Linked DNA regions of Homo sapiens: all the other regions are linked to region 1. The links are chromatin contacts, found by Hi-C or POLR2A ChIA-PET in ENCODE. All regions are on one chromosome and are shown on one strand. Each heading gives the region's core, a stretch centred on a gene start or an enhancer-like site at or near the end of the contact. The rest is flanking DNA. Distances are from core to core; before and after follow the strand shown.

What was found. A loop is a pair of places that touch in the nucleus more often than their neighbours do. ChIA-PET counts read pairs that join two places held with the same protein, here RNA polymerase II (POLR2A). Pooled maps may share reads with other maps.
Region 2: a map of endothelial cell of umbilical vein shows a loop between it and region 1 (4-fold over the local background). The contact joins two enhancer-like sites. A Hi-C loop is called at or near these places in 1 of 168 maps with a recorded cell type or tissue (endothelial cell of umbilical vein). POLR2A ChIA-PET finds 5 or more read pairs at or near these places in 4 of 52 experiments (A673, OCI-LY7, Panc1 and 1 more).
Region 3: a loop to region 1 is called in a map of endothelial cell of umbilical vein, with 5 times the contacts of the local background. The contact joins two enhancer-like sites. A Hi-C loop is called at or near these places in 2 of 168 maps with a recorded cell type or tissue (PC-9 and endothelial cell of umbilical vein) and 2 of 50 pooled maps. POLR2A ChIA-PET finds 5 or more read pairs at or near these places in 2 of 52 experiments (BJ and activated B cell).

Annotation. Positions count from the first base shown.
Region 1 is chr6:113,493,245-113,498,194 of GRCh38, forward strand. No RefSeq gene overlaps it. Among named protein-coding and RNA genes, the nearest start is that of LINC02518, 62 kb to the left of the region's middle. Within about 2 kb of position 2,412, at least 3 of the 41 ENCODE cell types and tissues checked have a DNase peak (open chromatin) inside an H3K27ac peak, as active enhancers do; they include PC-9 and endothelial cell of umbilical vein, where a contact is called at or near this core.
Region 2 is chr6:113,455,772-113,460,692 of GRCh38, forward strand. No RefSeq gene overlaps it. Among named protein-coding and RNA genes, the nearest start is that of LINC02518, 25 kb to the left of the region's middle. Within about 2 kb of position 2,725, at least 3 of the 41 ENCODE cell types and tissues checked have a DNase peak (open chromatin) inside an H3K27ac peak, as active enhancers do; they include endothelial cell of umbilical vein, where a contact is called at or near this core.
Region 3 is chr6:113,555,756-113,560,403 of GRCh38, forward strand. All of the region lies in intron 1 of LOC124901379 (a long non-coding RNA gene), which reads right to left. Among named protein-coding and RNA genes, the nearest start is that of LINC02541, 92 kb to the right of the region's middle. Within about 2 kb of position 3,361, at least 2 of the 41 ENCODE cell types and tissues checked have a DNase peak (open chromatin) inside an H3K27ac peak, as active enhancers do; they include PC-9 and endothelial cell of umbilical vein, where a contact is called at or near this core.

The DNA.
Region 1 (4,950 bases), core at 1,162-3,661:
ATTAAATATTAGTCTTAGGCACAAAGAAAAATATGGCCCCATTGTTTTTAAATTATCTTAAGGCTCTATCTACACATGGGTTCCCCATTACCCAATGTCCTTTGCGCTCTACTTGCTTGGGCTTGACACCTAAATGTGTCCAGACTTATTATTTTTTTAAATATCAACGTCCTTTTCTTTCCATAAAGGAAAGGAAAGAAAGTAGTGCTCAGAGAAAGTCATATGCTTGAACATTTATTTTGAGAATCAGATGAAAGTATATGGAGTAAAAGAAGTAGCCCTCAATTATCTATGTTAGTAAAGAGCAAGACTAGTTTGCTTAATTCAAAAATTTTAACACAATGTGTTGTTTTAGACAACATATTTAGTTTTAAAATTAATTCATTCATGATAAACATAGCTTTTAGTATTTTATCAATACCTTTGCCTAGTCTCCTTCCTAAATCCCTTTTTTTCCTTTTCTTTTTTTTTTTTTTGAGTGGGAATTTCGCTTTATCGTCCAGGCTGGAGTGCAATGGAGCAATCTCAGCTCACTGCAACCGCTGCCACCTGAGTTCAAGCGATTCTCCTGCCTCAGCCTCCTGAGTAGTTGGGATTACAGCTGCCACCACTCCCTGCTAAATTTTTTTTGTATTTTTAGTAGAAATGGGGTTTCACCATCTTGGCCAGTCTCGTCTTGAACTCCTGACCTTGTGATCCACCTGCGTCGGCCTCCCAAAGTGCTGGGATTACAGGCATGAGCCACCCTGCCCGGCCTCTCCTTCCTAAATCTCTAAATCTCTACATGATCTTTGTTTCCCAAGACCCTAGCATGTATTCTATAGACTTGAGTTAGATCATACCTCTTCCACTAATCCAATTAATTACCCAACTCACCCCTAAGCAACATGCTAACCAGAAAGACAACATATTTTATTGGTGAGTATCTATGGTAGGTAAAACCAGATCAACCTGATTCTGCTCTGTCAAGGTCCAGGTTTCTGAGTTTCTATCCTCTGTGAAGTTCCACCAGATCACACAGTATACAGGAGACACTGAAGGACAGGGTCAGTGTCATCTATGGTAGGTAAAACCGGATCAACCTGATTCTGCTCTGTCAAGGTCCAGGTTTCTGAGTTTCTGTCCTCTGTGATGTTCCACCAGATCACACAGTATACAGGAGACACTGAAGGACGGGATCCGTGTCTCGTTCCTTTCTCTGTGTCTTCTCTCCCCAATGGTATTTAAATATATACAAGACTCTCCCAATAAACATATTTTAAAAACCCTTCTCTTTTGTCTTGACTCTCTGTCTTATCACTTAAATTTCTTATGCCCATCTCCAAATTTCTCAGAAGTTCAGCCTGTCCCCGACATTGATCACCCTCTGCTTCTTAAAACTCTCCTAACTTGGTTTCTATTCCACCACATCCTCCTGGTTTTTCTTAAATTTTGATGAGTCTAGCTATTCCCTGTTTTCTTTGCACAGCCATCCCATATTGCCCAGCTTTATCTTATCAATCCCTATGTTCTCTCACATTGTAGTTTTATGTACACCTGTAGTTCAAGAACCACATAGTTACTAATGGCTTCCAAGTTCAAATCCTTGGTCCAAACCTCCCACTAGAAATGCTGATTTGTACATTAAACTACAGTCTCACTAAATGCACCAGAATAAACAGTAAGACTTCAAATTCAATGTGTCCAAAGCTGAAATCATTAATTTCTCCCTTAAGTTTGTTCCTATTCCTATATTCTCTAGTTTATGATACTGCCATTCAAACAAATATTTCAAGTAGAAACGAGGATCCCATTATTAATGTTACCACCTCCCTCAATCCTTGCATGTAATCAATCAAATCGCAGAGTCTTTGTTATTTTACTTCTAAGTAATTATAAAATCTATTCTTCTTATTACCCCAGCTACTGCTGTCATAACTAAGGCTCTTGACTTGAGACACTGTGGCAACCTTCTCAAAAGTCTCACTTAGAACCATTGTATCTTCTACTAGCCACGAGAGTTATAGCTATAATGTCTATGTCTTTTTAGCTCCCTAACTACTCAGAATAAAGCTCCTAGACAAGGAACATGGCCCCTTGCCCATTTCTATGCCATTATTTTTTGCCACTCAGTCTCATGCCTTTTATTTTTCACCTCTGAATCTCATACTTCATATTTCAGAAACCTCTAAATGCCTGCAGTTTCCCGTACAGCATTCAATTTCTTGCCTTCATTCTTTGCTCACAGCCTGTCTCTCTTCCTATCTCTTCTTGTCTTCTCCTCACCTCGGCCAACACACCTTACCTGCCTAACTCCTACTCATTCTTTGAGAATCTCCTATAGATTTTTTTGACATGTAACACCCACCACCCCCCAGGCTGAGTTAAATATCTGTTCTGCATGACCTCACAGTGCCTTGCGTATCTCTTTCCTGAATACTCATCCTCAGCCTTCAGCATAGTGCCCCATATACTGTTGGCTTTCATGAATATGTGTTGAATGGGTGAGTGTAGAATAGCAGGATGGCTTCCTGCTGACTGGGCTTTTAGCAATGTATCAGTCTAAGATATGATGTCATTTCTCTCCATTGAGCAGGGGACTGTGACTAATGATTTTTATCACTATTTCCTACTGAGCCTCATGATTTTGTTTGAAGTATTATAGATTTGAAGAATTTCAACCACATCCAGATCTACATGTGCTCACAAATTATGTTGGAAAATGAATATTAAAGTAGTTTCAATTGTGGAAAATTGTGACAAGTTTTCTCCAATAGAAGATGCAATCAAAGACAGCCTTATCATTTTCATGTTCTTCCATTCCAAATTTGTCACTGGAGATGCCAAAAAGCCAGACAAAGTTTTACCTTTGTGTCTCATCTGTATGTCTTCTCCAGTAGAGTAGTGCAAGTGATGTGAATGGACAGAAAGTTAGTCCACAAAGAGAAAAAGAGAAAAATCCCCTTCCATAATCAAGAGATAGCATAGTGCATTTTTACACTATTTTAGCATTTTAAACTCTAGAAAAATAGAACACTGCTTCCTGTAACTCACAAGTCGGAGCCTGGAATTTGTCTCACAGGAAACATCTGGGATGCTGCAGGTCAGGGGTGATGAAGGTTACAATGGGTATGTTTCACAGGGAAGGAGTAAGTGTGCGGAAACTGGAAGTTTCAGGGTATAGGATGTGAATACTTTTTAAGACAATGGAAGACAATAGCAAAGAAGCACAGACAACGGAAGAACTATGGGAAGAGATCTGAAAAAGAAACCAAGAGGCTTCAAGAGATAAAAACAAAATACGTCAAATAATTACTACTCACTGGATAAAAACAACAGAAAGGGAAAAATTGAGAGGCTGAGCTTTTAACTCAAAAAATGACAGAAGAAATGCAGCAGCATCTGTGGATGACTAAATCTAACATCCTTTGTTTGAGAGATGGTGGAGAACAAGGAAATACCGGCGGGGGAAGAATAGTCCTTTTTATCAGCACGTTGTCTAGCTTTATGGACAAGAGAATTTATCGACTGTTTTACCTGCACATGGTTTTTTTAAAAAAAGTTTATGTTAAACATCACTAATTTTCATTTGAACTTTAAAAATAAAAAATTCACAAAAAATTGATTTAAATATTTCATTCTGGTAAGACATAGAGTACATTGTTTCACCTATACTGATTTATTTTATAATTTGCAATATTAGCATTTGGAGATTTATATTTTGTCTTATCCACTAGGTATATTTCATTCAAAGTACCTTCATGAAACCTAACCTCCAAACTCTCCAGGTTCATGTGTCCCTTCAAATGACAGAAGGATTCAGACTTGCTCTTTATCTCCCATGTCTTTGCTCCAAAGCATTAGACTCCTGGCTTAGCCATCAAGATTACCATTTTAAGTAACAGTTTCTAAATATTCAGGTTCCCATAATAGAATAAAGTTTATACAAGTCGACAATCATAGGTACAGAGTTCATTTTTGTCCCTCTTGGTAAAATGAAATTATGGAAAAATATGTATTTATATTGTCTTTGATTAAGTTGTGTTTGATCTGAGCTTGAAAAGTTATAGAGTTATATAAATATTATATAATATACAGTTATACAATATTTTGCAGTAGCACAATACATATGTAGCACTCTTACAACAGCTATATATTCAGAATATTTAAACAATATTTTTAAAGTTTAGTATCACAAAACTATTTTATATACTGGAAGCCAAAGCCCCACATAAAACAATGCATAAATGTTTTAGGTCAAACAGGAAAAAAAGGGGGGTGGGGAATGATACTGAGAAGTCAAATATATTACTGCATTTTGGAACATTAAATTCATTTACTTATTAAGAAAATTTTGAGTTTTTTTCTAAACTATAAACATGCCTGTAAATGTGACAAATATAACATCTTACGGATGCCTAATGCTAACTCTTAACATGAAACATTACTCCAGACTGCTCTCCATGACTTATACTGAAACAGGAGTGAAAGAAGAAAAAGCATCAGCATTTTATATCTTATTTGTTTCAGGGATTTCTGTGTTATTTGGGGTTGTTCATGGGCAGTAATTGCATTAATTTTCATGTATGACTCCCCACTATCGTAATGAGAAAGGCTTCGTGTAACATTTCTCCATCCCAGTTGCAATTAAAATGAAGGGGCAAGAACAGCAAGATGCTCTGCTATATGGGAAAGTTGAATCTGCAGAAATCTCCTAAGCATTTGTGAAGAAAATTACAACCTACCCTTTACATTTTCTTTCTTCAACACCTTTTTAGTAGAGACAGAATCTAGTGTCTTGGTACAGTGTGATATGGAATATGTGTGAGTTATTTATTGCTGAGTGGCAAATTACTACAAAAACTTAGTATCTCACACAGTTTCTGGAAAATCATAGATCCGGGAGCAGCTTAGCTGGGTGATTCTGGCTCAGGAGAGATATCACGGGTTGCAGTCAAGCTAGGGTGACCA
Region 2 (4,921 bases), core at 1,475-3,974, 37 kb before region 1:
CCCCCATACTGTTCTCATAGTAGTGAGTAAATCTCACGAGATCTGATGCTTTTATATAAAGAGTTTTCCCATTTGCTTGGCTCTCATTTTCTCTGTTTGCCTGCCACCATGTAACATGTCGCTTTGTTCCTCCTTGCCTTCCACCATCATTGTGGGCCTCCTCAGCCATGTGGAACTGTGAGTCAATTAAACCTCTTTTCTTTAAAAATTACCCAGTCTCTGCTATGTCTTTATCAGCAGTGTGGAAATGAACTAATACATAGGCTAAGATGAAGTCTCATATAACGAAACATAATCATGGTAGTGACAACCCATCACCTTTACAGCATAACATCATCTAATCAAGGGGGTGACATCTCACAGCCTTTGCCATATTCCTTTGTTTAGAAACACGTTGACATGTTAGGAGAGGGGATCATACAAGGGCGTGGATCACTAACTAGTATTCCAAGGGGGTCATCCTAAGGTGTGTCTGCCACAGCAATAACAATGTAATAGAGAAACCAAAAGGGGATTCATTGAAGCTTGGAAGCCCACTTACGTCACACAACAAGTAAAGAGACAATACCAGGCAATACTGTCTGGAAACTCCAGATGTCCGACTAGGTGAGCATTTTCTAAAATACTTTTACAGACCTCACTTTTACAAGATAATATCTGGTGAGTTTCGAAATAAACAGTTTTGGAATGCTAGAATAACTAAAGTTAAACAGATTTCTCTAATTAAAAACTTTTTATCACTTTTATTGTAAATCTCATAGGAATGAAAGCCTTCCCAAATTAATCTGATGCTGGAACACTTTTGTTCATAAAACAATAATAAGAATAGCTAAAAACCATAAAGAACATTCTATGCCACAGGCATTATTCTAAACACAGTCATAGGTCAATAATACTGAAGGGGCTGCCAGAGGCTGTGCTTGTGTGTGCTTGTGTGCATGTGCACGTGTGCTGATACGGGTGGCTCCAGGACAATATATGGCAATACATGGATGGTGCAGCTTCTTTTTCTCCTCCCTCCAACTCCCACACTTCCAATCTCACACCAATACCTGCAGCAAAGGGGCCTAGAAGAGATAGTGGTAAAAGGATGAGAAGGATGAACTTGAAAACGAGAAAAAAGACACAATTCCTCACATCTTCAGACACATGGAACATCATTTCAACAACCACTGAATGGCTCAGATCCAGATCTCCAATTCCAGGTCTAGTGCTTTGCCAGTTCTGTTGTGGCAATGTGTATTAAAGAAAAAGAATGGCTAATTTGCTAATCACACATTCTGTAACAAGATCCATTCATATCTAAAACTTTTATCTGGTAGGAAAGGGATAGACCAGAAGCTGCATCTTTTATAGTCTTCTCCCTGAAGTTACCAAGGTTGATTTATGTTTTTATTTTGTTACAATCTTCTGCTTTCTTCCTGACTTCCTTTGGTTGGTTATCCATTCCCTGAGATTTGTTTTCTTAAAAGAAGGATGGAGGATGATGTTAGCTGGCAGCCAGGAAGTGGGTGTCACCGCCACAAAAGGTCAGTGGAGGGCTACAACCAGCATCATGGAAAGGGGCCTCTTAGTAAGGAAACATGGCCGTGCATTTCTCCAAGACCACGTGACAACCAAGAATCCTCTAGAGCTGGACAAGAGGAAATATTCCGGGAATGGCTTTGTGGTTGGCTGGACATTTGCACAAAGTCCTAAGAGAATTTTTAAGGGACCTGCCCAAACTCTGCCTGTCTATGTAAAAACTTTACTTGCATTCTTTGTTTCTTCATTTTCTACATTAAGACTGATGTCAAAATGAAACATAATTGGGCAGTTAGCAGCATTGCAAAAGCAATGAACTGAGATGTAACCCATTCATAAATAAAACCTATTACTTAATCGTTTACATTCATACAAGTATTTTTAGTTTTTGAAAATAACCAAGGAAATTCTCAGAAAATGTCAAGAGAAAAACTCAAAAGAAAGCCTCTCACAGACATGCAGGAGTCTGATAACAGTTTAAAATATTAATCTGACCTATTTTTTTTTTTACTTGTTACAACTTGGGCTTGCTCTAGATCATACCATCTTTAATTGGTGCGTTTGCTTTGCACTAGACTGTTTGCCTTTCTTCAGTTAACGAAGGAATTTTCCTGCATGAAATGATACAAACAAAGGTCAGATATCTGGGGCCAGAGTGTCAGCAGGAGCCCATGTTCTGGACTGTAAGGGGTAAATTACCACTGGTCACAAAGAAAAAGAGAGAGAGAGAGTAATTGGGTCTTGGTTTTCTGTTTTCCTGCAGGAAGATAATTGTGTTATTCACATGTCCATTTCCACTTAAGGAAAAAATAAACACATAGCAGATTACAGTATTCCAACACTCTGAATTACCCTTCTTTATCTCCATTTTAAAAGCGAAAGTCTTTTTCTATAACCGGTTAATTCCTGAGCTTCTGTCTTGTCTTCTTCCTCACTATGGAAGGATTTCTTCCCAGCACATGTTTATGTATTTTGAGGACTAACTAGTATTTCAAACTTCAGTATTCTTGCTTTTCTTTACCACACACTAATGAGAATTATTCTTGAATAACATTGTGCATTAATTATGGCTCCAGAGAGCAAGATTCCATTCAAGTTCAAGATAGGTTAATTCTAATTAGCATAAAGGTTAGAGATTGAATTTGAAAAGCTACTGTAATAAGCCATGAAACAACCAGGAAAACCACAGATTTTCTCTATGGGTAGTGATATATTGTGTTTGTTTATTTGTTAACACAAGCCGTAGTTCAGGAAGGGGCTGGATCATCAGACAGCAATGAGACCTGGAAAGGATGTGGGTAGTTGGACAGGGGCAGGGAGAAGAGAGTGCATTAAGAGGAATTAACAGAAAATATAATATGTAATCAATCCCTCAGCTCAGGAGGCAGCAATCTTTTCCTGTCAAAAGCCAGAGAGCAAATATTTTAGGCTGTGTGGACTACATACAATCTCTGTAGCCAATTGTTCTTTGTTTGCTTGTTTTTCTTAGAATGCTTTAAAAGATAAAAGCTATTTTTAATTTTTAGACCAAACACAAACAAGACGCATGCCAGACTGGGCCAATGAACTGTAGTTTGTGAACCCTGCTTTAGTCCATTTACACACAGCCATTAAAATTGACCTTTTTTAAAAAAAAAAAAAAAAAAGATTCAGAAATAAAGATGTCTAGTTGTTTAAAAATAGCTCAATCAGGTCATGGGTCAAATATGAGAAAACTTTTGGATTGTTAAAATATAATCCAGGGTGGGCCAGGCACAGTGGCTCATGCCTGTAATCCCAGCACTTTGAGAGGCCAAGGTGGGCAGATCACTTAAGGTCAAGAGTTTAAGACCAGCCTAGCCAACATGGTGAAAGCCCGTCTCTACTAAAAATACAAAAATTGGGTGAATGTGGTGCTGGGGGCCTGTAATCCCAGCTACTTGGGAGGCCGAGGCAGAAGAATTGCTTGAACCCAGGAAGCGGAGGTTGCAGTGAACTGAGATCACACCACTGCACTACAGCCTGGGTGACAGAGCCAGACTCCATCTCAAAAAATGAAAATAAAATAATAATAATAATCCAAGGTGTTAAGTCAAAGAGACAGATTTATTTGTGAGTTTTTGTTTTTTTCCCCCAACCCCCCCCCCAAAAAAAATTAAACTTAAAAAGGTGATTGTAGCGTCTAATTAAAGTTTTGGACTTCAAAAATAGAAAATTTACTCTTCTTTATCTATTTGTCTAAAATCCATGAAATATGTCGTAAGAGACCATAGCTGCCTAATATAGTCTGAGGACTGCCAGTTATATATTTCTCATAAATGCCAGGATAATGTTAATTCTTGGTTTGGCTATAAGAAAGGAGGAAGAGGATGAGAAAAACTAAGACAATATAATAACCACCAATAACCGATATAATTAACAAGCGTAAAGACTAATAATTAATAACCATTTAGCTGAACAGATGAGCTTTTAAAAGGCACAATCAAAGGTAAAAACTTTCTTTCTCATCACAAAAATGTAATCAAACAAAGACTACTTAATTATTTAAGATGAGTCTTACAAAAGCTAAGAGTCCTCCTCCATGGTAGGAGATGAGGTCACTGACCCAGGGATTGTAGAATGAAGGTTTTCTGAAATTCCCTTGCATTGCTTTAATGTTAGGGGGAAATACTTTTATCCTATCCCCATCTTAAACACCAAATTCCTTTAAAGTCTTTATGTGAATCTTGAATTCTCCCCTGCAATAGATTCTCACCATTTTCTTATCAAAGAATGGCCGATTCATTAAATTTCAATGAATGCTATTAAAATTTCAGTGGGATGGCCCATGCCTACCTTACAGTTTCATCAACTCCTAATGCCACACACCCTTGAGGTCACACCTTTTCCACATTGACTTGCAGGGAGCCAGCTGCAAGGGGCTGAAGAATTTCCACTGCCAAAATATACCCCTCTGCCCCAGTGACTGAGTGTTCACCTTTACAAACTCCCAGCTATTAGCTAAGGCTTCTGGTTAGGACAAAATGGAGGACAAAATCCAGACCTAGGGACCAGGAAAAATTCTTTACATGACTATGTGTAGTTTTCCAAAACATACCTATGTCACAATTTGCATCAATTAGAGAATATTTTATATGTACCAGAAAACTGCTACTGAAAAGGCAGAAACTAGAAATCCTTGGGCAACATTATCATTTTAACACCGATTTTAATCTATCTGCTTTGCTTACAACACTAAATTACTATTAAATCAAGTTTAGCCGAAAGCTCCTTACATATTTTAACTTCAGCCTAAAAATTTCTCTGTACATAGTGAACTGCAACCTAACTGGACATGTTAACAAACTGTAACCTGTTCTTGTACCCATCACAGAGTTTTGGCCAATCACAGGCAGCCGACTGATTAAATCATGTGCCA
Region 3 (4,648 bases), core at 2,111-4,610, 63 kb after region 1:
GATTTCCTATGTGTTTGATTTTATTTGCCTGTTTCAAATTTTTTTCTCTTAGTTTTTGTCAAAATGACAGACTAATTTTTAATGTAATGTGGGACATTATATATTAAAAAATAATTTGAAGTTCTCGATGGTTTTGTCTCTTCCACAGAGGATCAACTTTTCTCTGGCAATGAAGTAAGCCAAAGGTATATCTTTTTGATCCATTTTATTAAAGTTGATTGAGCTGACTCAAAACTGGGATTTGTTTCTTTTTTTTTTTTCTTTTGAGAGCTGGATAATTAGCCCACACTCCTAAGATAACTTTTTTCAGTCTCAGCTGAAAGCCCTGGGTATTTACCAGGGCAATGCCTCTTTAGTGGGCTCTGTACTCTAGTTTGGGTCATCCCCAGCTTCATAAGACCGACCCAAACTCTGCTCAACTCCTTACCCTCTCAACCACAACTTTCTGCAAACCTTCTTGGCCTCTCAGCCTTCACCCATCCTTCTAACCTGCAAATAACTTAAGATGAAAAGTGATGGTAAAGGTAGGGTTCATCTCTCTGTGCTCTCTTTTCCAGGATCTTGACTCTCAAGTCCTTGCTACTTTGGTAGCTCTTCAGTGCCTTCAAACAGATTTTGTTGTTATTGTTGCTGTTGTTCAGCTTATTTTGTCTTTCTCAGTGTGTAGAGTGGGTTTGAAAGTAAATAGTCTAACATGATCACAAAATGAAAAAGTCTATTCTCTTTTCTAAATAATTTTTGCTTTTGGCTTTATTAACTCCTTTGTTCTACTTTTCTTTGGTTTGTTTTATTATAGGTTTTTTTTTTTTTTTTTGCTTCCTTGGTTGAGTATTTAATCCGATTCTGATGCTTTCTCTTCTTTATCACTTCAAACATTGCTTTTCATGTAAATTCATTTTGAACTCATTTAACAACTGTCCGCGAGTGGTAACCAGCAAGATCATAGAACCTGATGTGGTTCTACCCCAAAACTTATACAACAAATATTTGATGATTTTCTATCTGGTATCCATTATCTACTTTCTACATTTTAGTAACACTCAAGATTTGGTTCAAGTATCTGCTATTGCCCCTTTGGCTAAATTACTTTGAGGGAAACTGATCCTACCTCCATCTCCAATTTTAGGCTGTGGATTGGTTTAAATCTAATTACACATTTCATTCTCTTGGCCACAATAATTGGGTTAGCTGTCCAGATATGATCTAATCAAATTCAGGCACAGTAATCTCAAGAGTCTTTCTTGGAATCCTAAGCTAGGAATACTCTTATTCTTTCCTATGTAAGAGTGAGAAGCATCATACCCTGTTTTCTCCTGGTGTTTATCTTGCAACCATGAGAGAAGCCTGGCAGGGACTAACATGATACATGCATAGAATTGGACAGAGCTGAAAAAGCCATACAGCAATTGACCTGGAACCCTAATTAAACCATGCTGGAAGCCCACCCACCAGCTGGACTTTCAAGTTACTGAGCCAATAAATTCCCTTTATTATTTAAGCCACTTTAGATTTAATTGACTTTTCTTTCACTCACAGCCAAATGCATTCTAACTGAAACACTTGGGTACCTAACAAACACTTTGTAATGATGGCGACATCAGAGAAAAGAAAAAAGTAAAAACAAATAGAAATAGGTTAATGTTCTTAAGTCCATCCATATTCACTAGTCCATTAAATCAAAATATAAACCACTCGATTTTAACATCTGGAATTTTATTTGTTTTGTTCCTCATTGTATCCCCAGTACCTGGTTTAGCGCCTGGCATTTTTCAATAAATATTCACTGGGAAGTGGTAGGAGGAAATAATTAATAATAATAATAAATATTCAATAAGTACATGTCGAATGAGTGAATAGTTATGGCCTTGAGTAATTTTTTTCCCTAAAGATATTGCCATTGACTTTCAACTACTGAGAGGAAAACATTTTCTCAGTGTGTAAAATATCCCAAGCTTGTGACCAAGAAGGAATCTTAGCATCCATATGGTCTCATTAAAATGAAATGCTTTGTTCCTCAGATTTCCCAGATTGAAAGGGTATGTGTATAAACAATAAATATAAATCCAAAATACTTACAACAATAAATTTCATGACATGTTTTTATAGAATATCAATTAATAGGAACGGCATCAATGTATAAACAGTGTGTAACTAAGCTACAGAACACTTTTAGTTCTGTCATTTGTAAAATAAATGAATGATTCCAAGATTACTTCCACCTCTAAAAATAACATGAGTTTATGATTCGAGAGTTGCTCTTTTATCGTCAAAGTGGTCCAATGTATTGGCACCTCCAATCTCTTCTGATGGTCTCTGTAGCACTTCCAGCAGTGCCCTAATCATACGCAGACCACAAAACGTAATGGTCTGGGATGTGCACGTCCAAGGTCCAGGAGCACTTCAGCAAGAGACCTGAGCTCAGCTGATTAAAGAAAGCATGATTCAGTCCTCCTCACCCAAGGGAAGGCCCACAAAAGATCTCTTCAGTGAAGAAAGGGAATGGGAAGCACAGTGCGCATGTGAGTGCAATCAGATACACCCCAAGTTAGAGCAAAGGGTCAAATTAAGGGGCGTTAAACATCCTGGAAAGAGCTAAGGAGAGGGAAAAGAAGAGAAGTGATTGTACACTTAGAGGCAAGCATAATCCAGGTTCTTATGTTTTGTCAGTGGAGAAGGGTTTGAGTCTAGCCAGACTGGCAATAGCAAATGCTTGGCCCTCAGTGTTTCCCACCCCAACATCTGCCACTGCAGGAGAGACAGCAACCAGTAAGAGGCTGCAGGGACTATGGTCTACAGCACTGGATGGGGGGAATGGCAAGGGTCCTGGGTGGCAGCACAGGTGGCAGCCAAGTGGCAACTTGTATGCCAGATGGGAGAGTGTCACATGCTGCCCCTGGCACACATGCAGCTCATTTTAGGGGACTAACAAAGCCCTGCATTTCTCAAATGGACATATGGTGTCAAAGAGGAAGGTATAAAATTCTATTATGTGGAAACCAATGAATAAAATCAAAATATTTCTCTCTTACTTAGAAGAGAATATAAATAAATGGAATTATCAATTATGATTTTCTAATAAAGAAGATAAAAACTTCCATTGAAATCTGAAGAAAGAAGAAACTACCTAAATAAACCCCAGCAGTGAAGCCCATTTTTCAAGACAGATACACCCAGCTTCTCTTTACAATCTACCTCCTGTTCTCAGCACTAATTTTCTCCCATCTTTATTCTGTCTGCTCATCTCAGTTCTAAGCTTCCTCTACAAGTCACTGACTAGTGTGGAACAGCTTTTCTAATCTACCCACATTCTTGTAGGCATGGTAATGGATCCCTTCAAATAGGAAATTGCTACTTTAAAGAGACAGGACACTTTGAAACCAAGACAGTTGAAAAGATGTCATTGTAAATTAACACAACAGACAAACAGAATCTGGAAAGAGTTATTTGCAAATGTATTTGGGCATGAAGAAGGAAGTGGGTCACAAAATTATGACCCCTGCATATTTAGTCTAATACACATCCTCATTCCAGACAACTAACTGTGAGCTATTGAAAATGAAAGTTTAAAGAGAATATAATAAAAAGACATTCTCATAACTTCTCCTCTGAAGATCCATAAATAGATTGGAAATAATGTCCAGGAGGCCTTTGCAACTGCTTGTGGGGGTAGCAGTAATTAACAGAATCCAAACACAATGTAATCTTCTACTTAAACACTGTCACCATTTCTTAATTTTTCCTTAAAATTATGATTGTTTCTTGCTAGCTTCCCTGGCTCAAAAGATATATTTAAATTGCCCTACTTTTGCTCCCTGCATATCAAAGAGAGAGAGAAAAAATGCAGCCTAGTTAGCCAGAAAGGAAAACAACATTTCTATAAGCATATAATCTTACTTTAAAACTGGCAAAGCAAGTAGAAGGGACTAAAAATGTTATAGCCTTGGTTCCATATTCATTACCTCCAAGTGAAAGCATACAATATGCGGCAGTTGCTGTATTAGGCTCTTTATTTCTTACTAAATGCAAATAAGTTCAAGCATAAATTCTAAAAAGGATAACCTTACTTAGATATTAGGAACAATTCTCTTCCTTTAGGGGACTCTGGAATGCTGAAAGAGGAAACCAGGAAGGTTATACAATTTTCTTTTTCATGAGATTATAAGGAAGATAGTAAGAATTTTTAAGGATAATCCCTCAATAACATATTTCCTAGAGGAAGAAAGATACAAATGCTCGTATAGCCCAAAAACTTGCTAATGGCAGAACGATGGACTTTTTTCATGAAGGGAGGGACCACTCTTTGTCACACAAGATCTATGCCTAGTGATGGTTCATAAATGTGCTAGAATAAATTCCTAATTCTATGTGTACATTTGAGTAGCAAGATGATTCTGAAAATTGTACTAATAGTTACTATTCCACTAATAAAATTAGATCCAGAAAGCAATTGGGTTTCCAGGCCACGGGTAAGCATATGTATAAAGTACTAATTCTTTAGGGCCTCTTTAAAGCACACTTTTTTGTTTTACTATGATACAAAAAAAAAGTGTAATTTTGGAATGTATGTGCATGTGAATGTGTCCAAAACCAGCGCTGAAATTAATAAGGGATCCTTATTTAGACACTATTACAACAAGAACCCCCTATT